2 separate regions of the Homo sapiens genome follow, and region 1 is linked to region 2. The links are chromatin contacts, found by Hi-C or POLR2A ChIA-PET in ENCODE. All regions are on one chromosome and are shown on one strand. Each heading gives the region's core, a stretch centred on a gene start or an enhancer-like site at or near the end of the contact. The rest is flanking DNA. Distances are from core to core; before and after follow the strand shown.

Evidence for each region. A loop is a pair of places that touch in the nucleus more often than their neighbours do. ChIA-PET counts read pairs that join two places held with the same protein, here RNA polymerase II (POLR2A). Pooled maps may share reads with other maps.
Region 1: a loop to region 2 is called in a pooled map, with 2.4 times the contacts of the local background. The contact joins the enhancer-like site here to the promoter of LINC01389 in region 2. A Hi-C loop is called at or near these places in 1 of 50 pooled maps. POLR2A ChIA-PET finds 5 or more read pairs at or near these places in 2 of 52 experiments (PC-9 and WTC11).

Annotation. Positions count from the first base shown.
Region 1 is chr1:46,440,158-46,445,026 of GRCh38, forward strand. It overlaps the pseudogene FAAHP1. Among named protein-coding and RNA genes, the nearest start is that of LINC01398, 7.1 kb to the right of the region's middle. RefSeq lists enhancers at 2,071-2,200, 2,721-2,960. Within about 2 kb of position 2,319, at least 5 of the 41 ENCODE cell types and tissues checked have a DNase peak (open chromatin) inside an H3K27ac peak, as active enhancers do.
Region 2 is chr1:47,433,721-47,438,571 of GRCh38, forward strand. LINC01389 (long intergenic non-protein coding RNA 1389) reads right to left here and starts at 3,597. Exons shown (of 5, transcript NR_126355.1): 1 at 3,570-3,597. FOXD2 (forkhead box D2) reads left to right here and starts at 4,324. Exons shown (of 1, transcript NM_004474.4): 1 at 4,324-4,851. The coding sequence starts at 4,416. It overlaps FOXD2-AS1 (FOXD2 adjacent opposite strand RNA 1), which reads right to left and starts at 921. Exons shown (of 1, transcript NR_026878.1): 1 at 1-921. RefSeq lists an enhancer at 406-921 and silencers at 2,804-2,963, 3,444-4,343, 4,374-4,553.

The DNA of each region.
Region 1 (4,869 bases), core at 1,069-3,568, 990 kb before region 2:
AGACTGAGGCTGGGGTTGGAGTTGGTTTGAGTTGGGGTTGGTGGGGCGAAGATAGATTTGGAAGAGGGTTGGGACTGAGGCTGGAGTTGGGGTGGGGCTAGAGTTAGGGTTAGAGATGAGGTTGGGAGAGGCTGGTATGGGCTTGGGTTTGCTGTTGGGCTTGGCCTGGTGGGGTTGGCATGAAGATGCTGGGCAGAATTGGGCTGGAGTGGACTGAGGGCTAACTGGGTGCCTCACAGATTAGGGTAAGGAGCCTGTGGCCTTTGAGGCAGCCCATGAGTTCCTGTGACTGGTGGAATGGGGGGTAGATTGACCAGAGGATGTGTGCTCTTGGGGACCTTGAGCAGGCAAGATGTCTTGGCCAGGGGACAAGACACGGGGTCACTCCCAGCCCATCAGCTGATTTGCAGCGTGCACTGAGGCCTTGGTTGTCATGTCCCCATTTGTATAAAAGGGTTCCCTCCCATGCTGACCTTTGAACTTGTCAGAGTCTTCCTCATTCTTTCAGGACACCCAAGAAACTGTGGGAACAGCACACAGCAGTGGAGGTAATGCCTGTCTGGGAAGACCTTGAGGGGCTGCTGGAGCTGGGGCTGCAGACACCTGGGTAGTGCCCTGAGTGGTCAGAGTTATGAACTGGCCTGCAGAGAAGGCCCAGCTGGACCTGGGTGGGGGGGCTTGGTGACCTCAGAAGTTATTCTAGTCCATCTCCCTAGAGCATTGTCCCCAAATCCTTGTGACCTGAAATTCAGCTTCCCATCCCTTCACCTCTGTCCCTGGGAAGATCCTGAACCTCCACAGGTATCTCAGGCTGAAGCTTATAGCCTGAGACTTCCTCCTGGTGTGCAACTCAGTGCTGCCTGGCAGCATCTGACCTTGTCTGGCAAACAGTAACCCCTGCCTTCCTACCCCTCCCATCCCTCACTGTCCCTGCAGGAATATGAGCAAGAGTTCATAGCCAAGTGGAGGTCCCTGGACCTGGATGTGCTGCTGGTGCCAGTTCTGGGCTCTGCCTTCTATATAGGCTCTTCCTCCCTAGCATCAGGTGAGAGCACACTGGGTCTTGGTGGGGTTGAGATTGGGAGTCCGGGACTCCTGAGTCCTGCCCCAGCTTCTGTGATCTTGCCCTCTATCTCCATTAACTTTTTAAAAATATTTCTTAAATTGAGATAAAAGTCAGATAACACAAACTTACCATTTTAAAGTGTACAATTAAGTGGTTTTTAATATTTCAAAATGTCGTGCAACCACCACCATTATCTAATGTCTGAACATTTCTGTTACCCTGAAAGGAAAACTTGTACCTGTTAGCAATTTCCATTCACTTTAAAAATGAACTTTATGGAAGTATAATTTACATGCAATAAAATTCACCGATTTTAAGTATAATTTGATGAATTTTGACAAATGTATACTGTTGTATAACCACCACTATAATCAGAAATACAGAACAGAATATATTTTTAGATTTTACAGATACATGTTCCATCACCCCCAAATTTCCCTCATGTCTCTGCAGTTCACTCTATCCCTAACCCCAGTAACCACTGATCTGCTTTCTGTCACCATAGTTTTGCCTTTTCTAGAATTTCATACAAATGGAATCAAAGGGTATGAAGCTTTTGTGTTTGGCTTCTTCCACCTAGCACATCCATTTACTGTTTTTTTTTTTTTTTTTTTTTTTTTTTTTTTTTTTTTGAGACAGAGTCTTGCTCTGTCACCCAGGCTGGAGCGCAGTGGCATGATCTCAGCTCACTGCAACCTCCTCTGCCTCCTGATTTCAAGCAATTCTCCTGCCTCAGCCTCCCAAGTAGCTGGAATTACAGGTGTGTGCCACCACGTCCAGCTAATCTTTGCATTTTTAGTAGAGACGGGGTTGCGCCATGTTGGCTAGGCTGGTCTCAAACTCCTAACCTCAGGTGATCCACCCACCTCAGCCTCCCAAAGTCCTGGCATTACAGGCGTGAGCCACTGTGCCCAGCCCATCCATTTACTCTTAACATGCCCTCTGCTGCCCTACTTCAAAAGGGGTCTTCAGCCCAGCCTGTCCAAAACATGGGCTCAGGACAGGGTAATATCTGGGCCATCCCTGGGTCCCATGCACAGGTACTGGTCTCAAAGGTGCTACCCAAGGCAGGATAAAACTCAGTTCCAAACCTGAGCCTGGACTCCTCTCCCCTGACCTTAAGAACATGTCCTCCTGGGTCCCCCGACTGTGGCCAGCCAAAGGCTCATCCCACGCCTGACTCTCCCTGCACACATGTGGCTGCTGCAGAAGAGCTGTCCTTTCAACTCCAGGTGGCGCTGTACACCCTTACTATCTTGAAGTCCGGTACACAGGAGGGCGTGGGCTGAATCCTCTGCCATCCACTAGCTGTGTAGCCTTAGAAAAGGCTAATCCTGCCCCTAATCCTGCCACCTCGATTTCCTCACTTGTACACAGTCAATAGTAATCCACACCTCACAGAGTGGAGAGGATTCAAGGGATCAGCAATGTGATGAGGCCAGCACAGTGCCTGGCACTGAGTGAGGCTTCTGCAATGCAGATTCCGTCCTTCCCTCCACCCTGGGGAGAGCATGAGGCCATTGTCAAGATGACCCCTGACACAAATTGGCTAGTCCGAGCCCAGAGCGCTGAAGTTCCCAGAAGGACCGGGAGGGGGCGCCCACCCACATTCTTCCCCACCTGAGTCTGCGCTGACGATTTCCTGGGCTTATCTGGATCTTCCTGCAGAAAGTCAGTCTTATGTGACCCTGTACAACCTCCTGGACTTTCCCGCGGGCGTGGTGCCTGTCACTATCGTGACACTACAGGACGAGGAGGAACTGGCCTTCTACAAGGGGTGCTACGGAGATAGTTCTGACAAAAATTTCTCAGAGGTCAGTTTCCTTCTCCGAGCCTCTCCCGGAGCGGGGACAAACCAGGGCTGGTTCTCTCCGGGTTGGGGCCCCTGACGGTAGTGGTGGAGAGAGTAGGGCGGGACTGGTCATTCCTGGTGTTCACCCTTTGGCACTTATGCTAGTTTCACCCCAACCCTGAGGACACATCATTTGACCTCCTTGTCAGCCCCATCCATGTCAGGGGAGAAAACTTTGCAAAACCAGTGGTTTTCTTTGTATTTCTTCTGCCTCCTCCTCCTCCCCCTCCCCCTCCCCCTCTTCCTCCTTCTCCTCCTCCTCTTCCTCCTCCTCCTCCTTCTCCCCCTCCTTCTTCTTTTTCTTCTTCTCCTCCTCCTCCTCCTCCTCCTCCTCCTTCTCCCCCTCCTTCTCCTTCTCCTTCTTCCTCCTTTTCCTTCTCCTTCTCCTTCTCCTTCTTCCTCCTTTTCCTTCTCCTTCTCCTTCTTTTTTGAGACAGAGTCTTGCTCTATCGCCCAGGCTGGAGTGCAGTGGCACGATCTCGGCTCACTGCAACCTCTGCCTCCTGGGTTCAAGTGATTCTCCTGCCTCAGCCTCCCAAGTAGCTGGGATTACAGGCACCTGCCACCACGCCCGGCTAATTTTTTTTTTTTTTTTTGAGATGGAATCTCACTCTTTTGCCCAGGCTGATGTGCAGTGGTGCAATCTCAGCTCACTGCAACCTCCACATCCTGAGTTTGAGCCATCCTCCTGCCTCTCAGCCTCCCAAGTAGCTGGGACTACAGGCATGCACCACCATGCTCGGCTAATTTTTGTAATTTTAGTAGAGACACGGTTTCACCATGTTGGTCAGGCTGGTCTCAAACTCCTGGCCTCAAGTGATCTGCCTGCCTCGGCCTCCCAATGTGCTGGGATTACAGGTGTGAGCCATTGCGCCCGGCCTTCTTTGCATTGCTGTAGGTAAAAATGATCTCAGAGGCAGGGAGGGCAGAGCAGGGCAAAAGCCGCTGGTTATGAGCTTACTGTGTATCTGCTCTGGATATGACCTCTCTTGGGACCTCTGTTTCTTCACCAGGAAAATGGGAATAAAAACATCTACTTTGTAGGGTTGTGCTAAAGGTTAATTAATTTGAAAAAGTGAATGAAGCAATTTGCATAAGGTCTTGTGTGTAGGAAGTGTTCGATAAATACTATGATTAGTAAGTCAGAGTGGTTTCATAAAAGAAAATATTACCAAATATTTAACTGCAGGGTCTAAAATAACACACCTGACTTTGGTGAGAGAGAGAAGGAGAGAGAGGAAGAGAAAGAGGCCGACTCTGAAACATATGCACGTATCTGAGTCAGACATTAAGTAACTTACTTTTTCTGGAAATTGATTTTAGTGCTAGAGTTACCCAGTGGAACTGCTGACCTGAATTCTGAGAAAATAACAATAATGACACTATCTCATGTGTCTTGAGCACTTACTCTGTTCCAGGAGCTGTTTAAAAGTGCCGTGTATAAATATTAAATCATTAAATTCAATAACTCTCCTGTGAGGTTTTTTAAATGAGGAAAATGGAGGCACAGACAGATTAAGGGACTGGGCCAAAGCCACACAGCCAATTGAAGTGGAGGAGCTAGGACTTGAAACAGGTGATCTGACTCCAGAGACAAAGGCAAATAAAGCCTCAAATGATATCATCACAAAGCAAAGAAAACAGGTTTGAATTCCTACAAGGACGTTTGGATTTCGTGGCAGGGACTCAGGCTTAGCCCCCATGTTCCTGGGCCTGTTTTGGGCCAAGGCAATGCTTTCACTGTGGAAGGGTAACCAGGCTCTGGATCAGGGATTAGCATGCTCTTCTTTCTCTTGCTTGAACATTGAGTGGATGCTCGGCTTTCTCTTTCGTCATTATAATCAGCATTCTGCACAGGGAGCAAGTTTTACATGTTAACCCTGAAGAACTATGGGCAATAAAATCAGAACAGTCTTTTCAGGTTTCACTGAGAGCTGAGGAAGCCTGGAAT
Region 2 (4,851 bases), core at 2,347-4,846:
CCAGCGCCTGAAGTGGGCAGGTGGGCTTCAGAGTTGAAGGTGCACACACTGGAGCCCCAGTCATTTCTGTGCATGGGGAACATGTCTGAGGTCTGCCTCCGCGGGTCACAGGATCTGGAGTCTCCCGCCTCCCACCTGGGCTAAGGGAGCTGATCGCTTCTGAGCAGCCGAAGATCCGGGTGGAGAAAGGGGCCGGGAGCTGTACCGGCTGAGGCTAGACAGCTATCTCGCTTTGGAGCTGCAGCTAGGTCCAGAGTGGGAAGGAGGCTCGCGCCGGCTTTGCCGCTTTCCCTGAGGGTGTCCAGTTTTGTGAATAAAATTAGAGAAATCTGCGGGCGTAGTTCCCCAAGCCCAGCTCAGGCTTCCGTTTGCAGCCCGGCGCTGGCCGAGCTCGAACCGCTGAAAAGGGCCGCGTGCAATCGTTCCGCTGTGCCTCAGGACAAACTCCGCTTCAAGCCAGTGCCGCTCTCCGGCAGTTTCCTGATTGACTTAATTAGATCCGCATAATCGCTGGAGGGCTTTTCTTTCCCAGAGCCGAGAACAGCTCATTTATGGGGACCAAAAGGAAGAGAGGGAGAGACGACCCGGACGCCACTGATAGCAACGTACTCTTCGCAAAAAACACTCAGTAACTAGTGGAAAAGCCCAACAGGCATCCCCCTCCGCCCGCCAACGCTTCCTCCCAATTGTTCTGGGCTGCACGAGGGAGATGGCCGGGCCGTGGAACAGATGCAGAAGGAGGCCCGGCACGACCAGAGACGCTGTAACCAAGACCCGCAGAGCCTGTGGCTTCCCGCTCTTTGGCGGCTGCAGCAGGCATGGTGCTGGAGCCCAAGGCTTCTGGGAAAGAGTCCAGGTTTTCGCGGAGGGAGCGACGGACTCACGCGGGATCGCAGGCACTGCTGCAAGACGCCGAACAGGCTGAGCCGGTAGGCGAAAGAAGTAAGGGTCACAGAAGAAGCAAAGAAAACGAAATAAATTCCGAATCCCGCGGTGGCCCTTCTCCCAGTCCCCAGTGCACTTACTCCTGACACTGTTGAAAACAAACTGGCCCAGAACCTTGGAAGGGAGGAGAGGCTACTAGAAATCCCTCTATACAGAGAGGAGCTCGGTTAGAGAAACAGCTATTTGGATAAACAGAGGGGTTCTGGGCTAGGAACCCGGACACGTAGGTCCAACCCAGCTTAGCGCCCCTCAAAAGCCTGACAAGTAACATGATCTCCTGGACCTCAGTTTCCGCTCCTGTAAAAAGTATGTATGTGAAGGGTCTGGATTCTCCCTCCCCAACCCTGCAGAGCAGAAGCTGGGGATTCTGTACTCCCCTTCCCCAGTGTAGGTCTCAGTAGCAGTGAACGTGCAGCAAGGCCAGGCAGAGGCAAGGGCTGGCTGCTGTAGCTGCTTGGTAGAACTTCTCTGAAGCAGGAAATTTGGGCAGCAAGTGCCCTGGCTAGTCTCACCCTGACCAAAGCCTGGGGAGCCAGGGGAGTGCTGGCAAGGAAGGAAGCTACTGGTTCCCATTTGCTGTTTTAGAAACGAGGACATTCAGGCCGGGCAGGGTGGCTCACGCCTGTAGTCCCAGCACTTTGGGAGGCCGAGGCGGGTGGATCACCTGAGGTAGGGAGTTTGAGACCAGCCTGACCAACATGGAGAAACCTCCTCTCTACTAAAAACACAAAATTAGCCGGGCATGTTGGTGCCTGCCTGTAATCCCAGCTATTTGGGAGGCTGAGGCAGGAGAATCATTTGAACCTGGGAGGCTGAGGTTGTGGTGAGCTGCTGAGATCAGGCCATTTTACTCCAGCAGGGGGGCAACAAGAGCGAAACTCAGTCAAAAAAAAAAAAAAAAAAAAAAAAGAAAAGAAAAAAAAGAAATGAGGACATTCAGAAGGTGAAATGGAGTAGGATGACGCCAACACTGTTTTTCTCTCCACTTGTTTAGATACTAGCAGAGTTGAGCTGGGTTGGAGTTGGTGTGTGGTCCATGGTGTGGGGTATCTGTGAGTGGGGTTCTGGGAGTGTGAGACAGATATCCATGTAGTCAAGAGCAAGCTTGAGGTATGTGTAGGGTTGCCAGATAAAATAAATCTGCTAAATCTAGCAACCCTAGGTATGTGAGTTTCCTTGGACTCATGCAAGAAGCTTCTCTCCAAGACCTTTTTCCCCGGACAGTCTGTCACCCAGGAAATTCCAATTCCAGGGCTACTAGTCCCTGTCCAATTTGCTGTCCATGGTTTGAGGACGAGATTTCTCTTTTTTCCAATGACAGTTTATGCTGGAACAGCACATTAAATGGATCCCCTTGGTCAGAGGTCCCAGAGGGGGCCCAGGCGACTTCCTCTCAAAGGACATGAGTAGTCAGACCTGCCTTCCATTTTTTTCTGCCCTTACCTTGGGGGGATGAAGAACTCTATTTTGAGGATTCTGTGAAAAGGGTTGCAACCCAACTCTGTTCTATTTCTTTGCAGGAGCCTGGGTGAGTTCTTTCTCCCTATCCTGGGCCTCTGTAGCTCCATCTGTGGAATGGGAGAGTTGGATTAACACCAGGCTATCCCGTAGATTGGAGGCTGCTGTTAGATGAAACTGCAAAGTGTTCTCAGTACCCTTTCCTAAATGGCCTAGAATATGGCTACACTTATACATCAGTTCTGAGGTAGGTGTTACTAGCCTCATTTTTACAAAGGCAGAAACAAAGCGCAAAGAACCTTGCCCAAGGTGACAGATAGGGTAAGTAGTGAAGGCAGGATTGGAACCCCAGGAGCCTGACTTAAGGTCGCTGCTCTTAACTACTATGCAGACCAGGAAACTGAGGCTCCGAAGCGGGGAAGTCACCTAATGAGGGTCACACAGCCTTGCTACAGCGGAGGCAGCTGGGATTCCGGCCTCGCACGCCCGAGCTTTAGCCACTGTGCGGCGCTGTCGGGGCAGCAGCCCAGGCATCCGCTCAGTTCCTGCTCACGTCCAGCGCCCATCTCCCCTTCCGTGCCCCAGAGGCTGAAATGGGCCCAATCTGTGTTGAAGCTGCTTGTTTCTGGGTCCTGGAGGGAGGCCGGGGGAGAAAGAGGTCTAATAGGATGGGCAGGAACCCGGCTAGCGAGAAACAAGGCACAGGGCCAACCTTAGTTGCACAAGACTTTTGAGAGATGAAGGCAACACTTGGTGGAGGTCAGGGTTCACTGAGGGGGTGTCGGGCAGGGGGCGGAGGAGGTCCTGCCGCCTGTCGGTGGGGCCCAGAACCCTGGGAGCCAGGAAGGTGGGGGGTGTCCAGTCCTCAGGGCAACTGGGGCCAGGGAGAGGGGAGGGAGAAATTAAGCGGATTCCCAGACCCATGAACAGACATCCAGACAAATGCCGTTTCCACAGAGACTCACGGAGAGTGAGATAGTCACAGAGACTGAGACAAACGGATGCCGAGATCCAGAGGGTCGGAGAACAGGCAAACTCGGAGCAGTAGACCGGCCCGCGCCCCGGGAACGCGGCCACAGCGGCCGGCGCTCTGCCCGGCCTCTCCGCGCGGAGAGGGGTGGCGGGCCCGACAGCGGAGGGAGGAGAGGGCGCCGCCGCAATCTCACCTCTCCCAGGCCCAAGGCTGCGGGCGCCAAGTTCGCTCCTGGTGATCACTCGAATGCGTCTCCCCTCGGGCTGGAAGCCGTGCGGGCTCGGGTGGGCGCCGGCGGGCCGCGCTGGGGCGGCGTGGGTCCCGGCGTCTCAGCCTCGCGCTCCCACTGCGCTTCGGCCCGGTGGCCCGGGCGCCGCCTTGGGGAGAGGACGGGTGGGGACCGCCGCCACTTCCCTGGCTGCGGCTGGCGCCCGAGTGAGCCTTAACATCCAGGGGCTGAGCGTTCTGAAGGCGGCGGCTTCAGGGAGCACAGGGTGCAGGAGCGGCGGCGAAGACAAGGGCCCGCCTCCGGCCACTCGAGCCCAGCTCCCGCCGCGGCGGCGGTTTGTTCCCGCCGGGTCCCTCAGCGGAGGCGCTACGCCCGCCCCTGTCGCCTCGCCCCACCCCGCCCAGGGAGCTCCGCCCTAGCCCGCAGCTCTTCCGCCTTAGGCAGCCGCTAGGCGGGAGGGACAATCCCCCACCACCAACCACTGCCACCCCGAGGGGACTAGGGGCTGAGGCCCGCCCAGGTAAGGGAAAGCCTCAGCTCCTTCCGTTGCGCCCCAGCGGCGGGTCCCAGCTCGGATTCCCGGGGTAGTGGCGGGGGCCGCCGGCGGGTCGTGCCCTGGAAGGTGAGCGCGGCCGAGCTGGGCCGCCAGGGGGCGCTGCGGAGCCGGGGGACACCCCTCCCTGCCTGCCTCAGTCCCCCGCCCCCTCCCCGCCCGCGCGCAAAACGCACTCGCCCCAGAGGCAGCGCGGCCGAGCCCGAGCCGCTGCCGGAGCGGAGCCGGAGAGTGGCGGCGGCGGCGGCAGCGGCACCATGACCCTGGGCAGCTGCTGCTGCGAGATCATGTCCTCCGAGAGCTCCCCGGCCGCGCTGTCCGAGGCCGACGCAGACATAGACGTGGTGGGCGGCGGCAGCGGCGGGGGGGAGCTCCCAGCTCGCTCCGGGCCCCGCGCCCCCCGGGACGTGCTCCCCCACGGCCACGAGCCTCCCGCGGAGGAAGCCGAGGCAGACTTAGCCGAGGACGAGGAGGAGTCTGGTGGCTGCTCGGACGGCGAGCCCCGCGCTCTGGCGTCCCGGGGGGCGGCGGCCGCAGCGGGGAGCCCGGGGCCAGGCGCCGCGGCGGCCCGCGGCGCAGCGGGGCCCGGGCCGGGACCGCCGTCGGGGGGCGCGGCGACGCGGAGCCCGCTGGTGAAGCCGCCCTACTCGTACATCGCGCTCATCACCATGGCCATCCTGCAGAGCCCCAAGA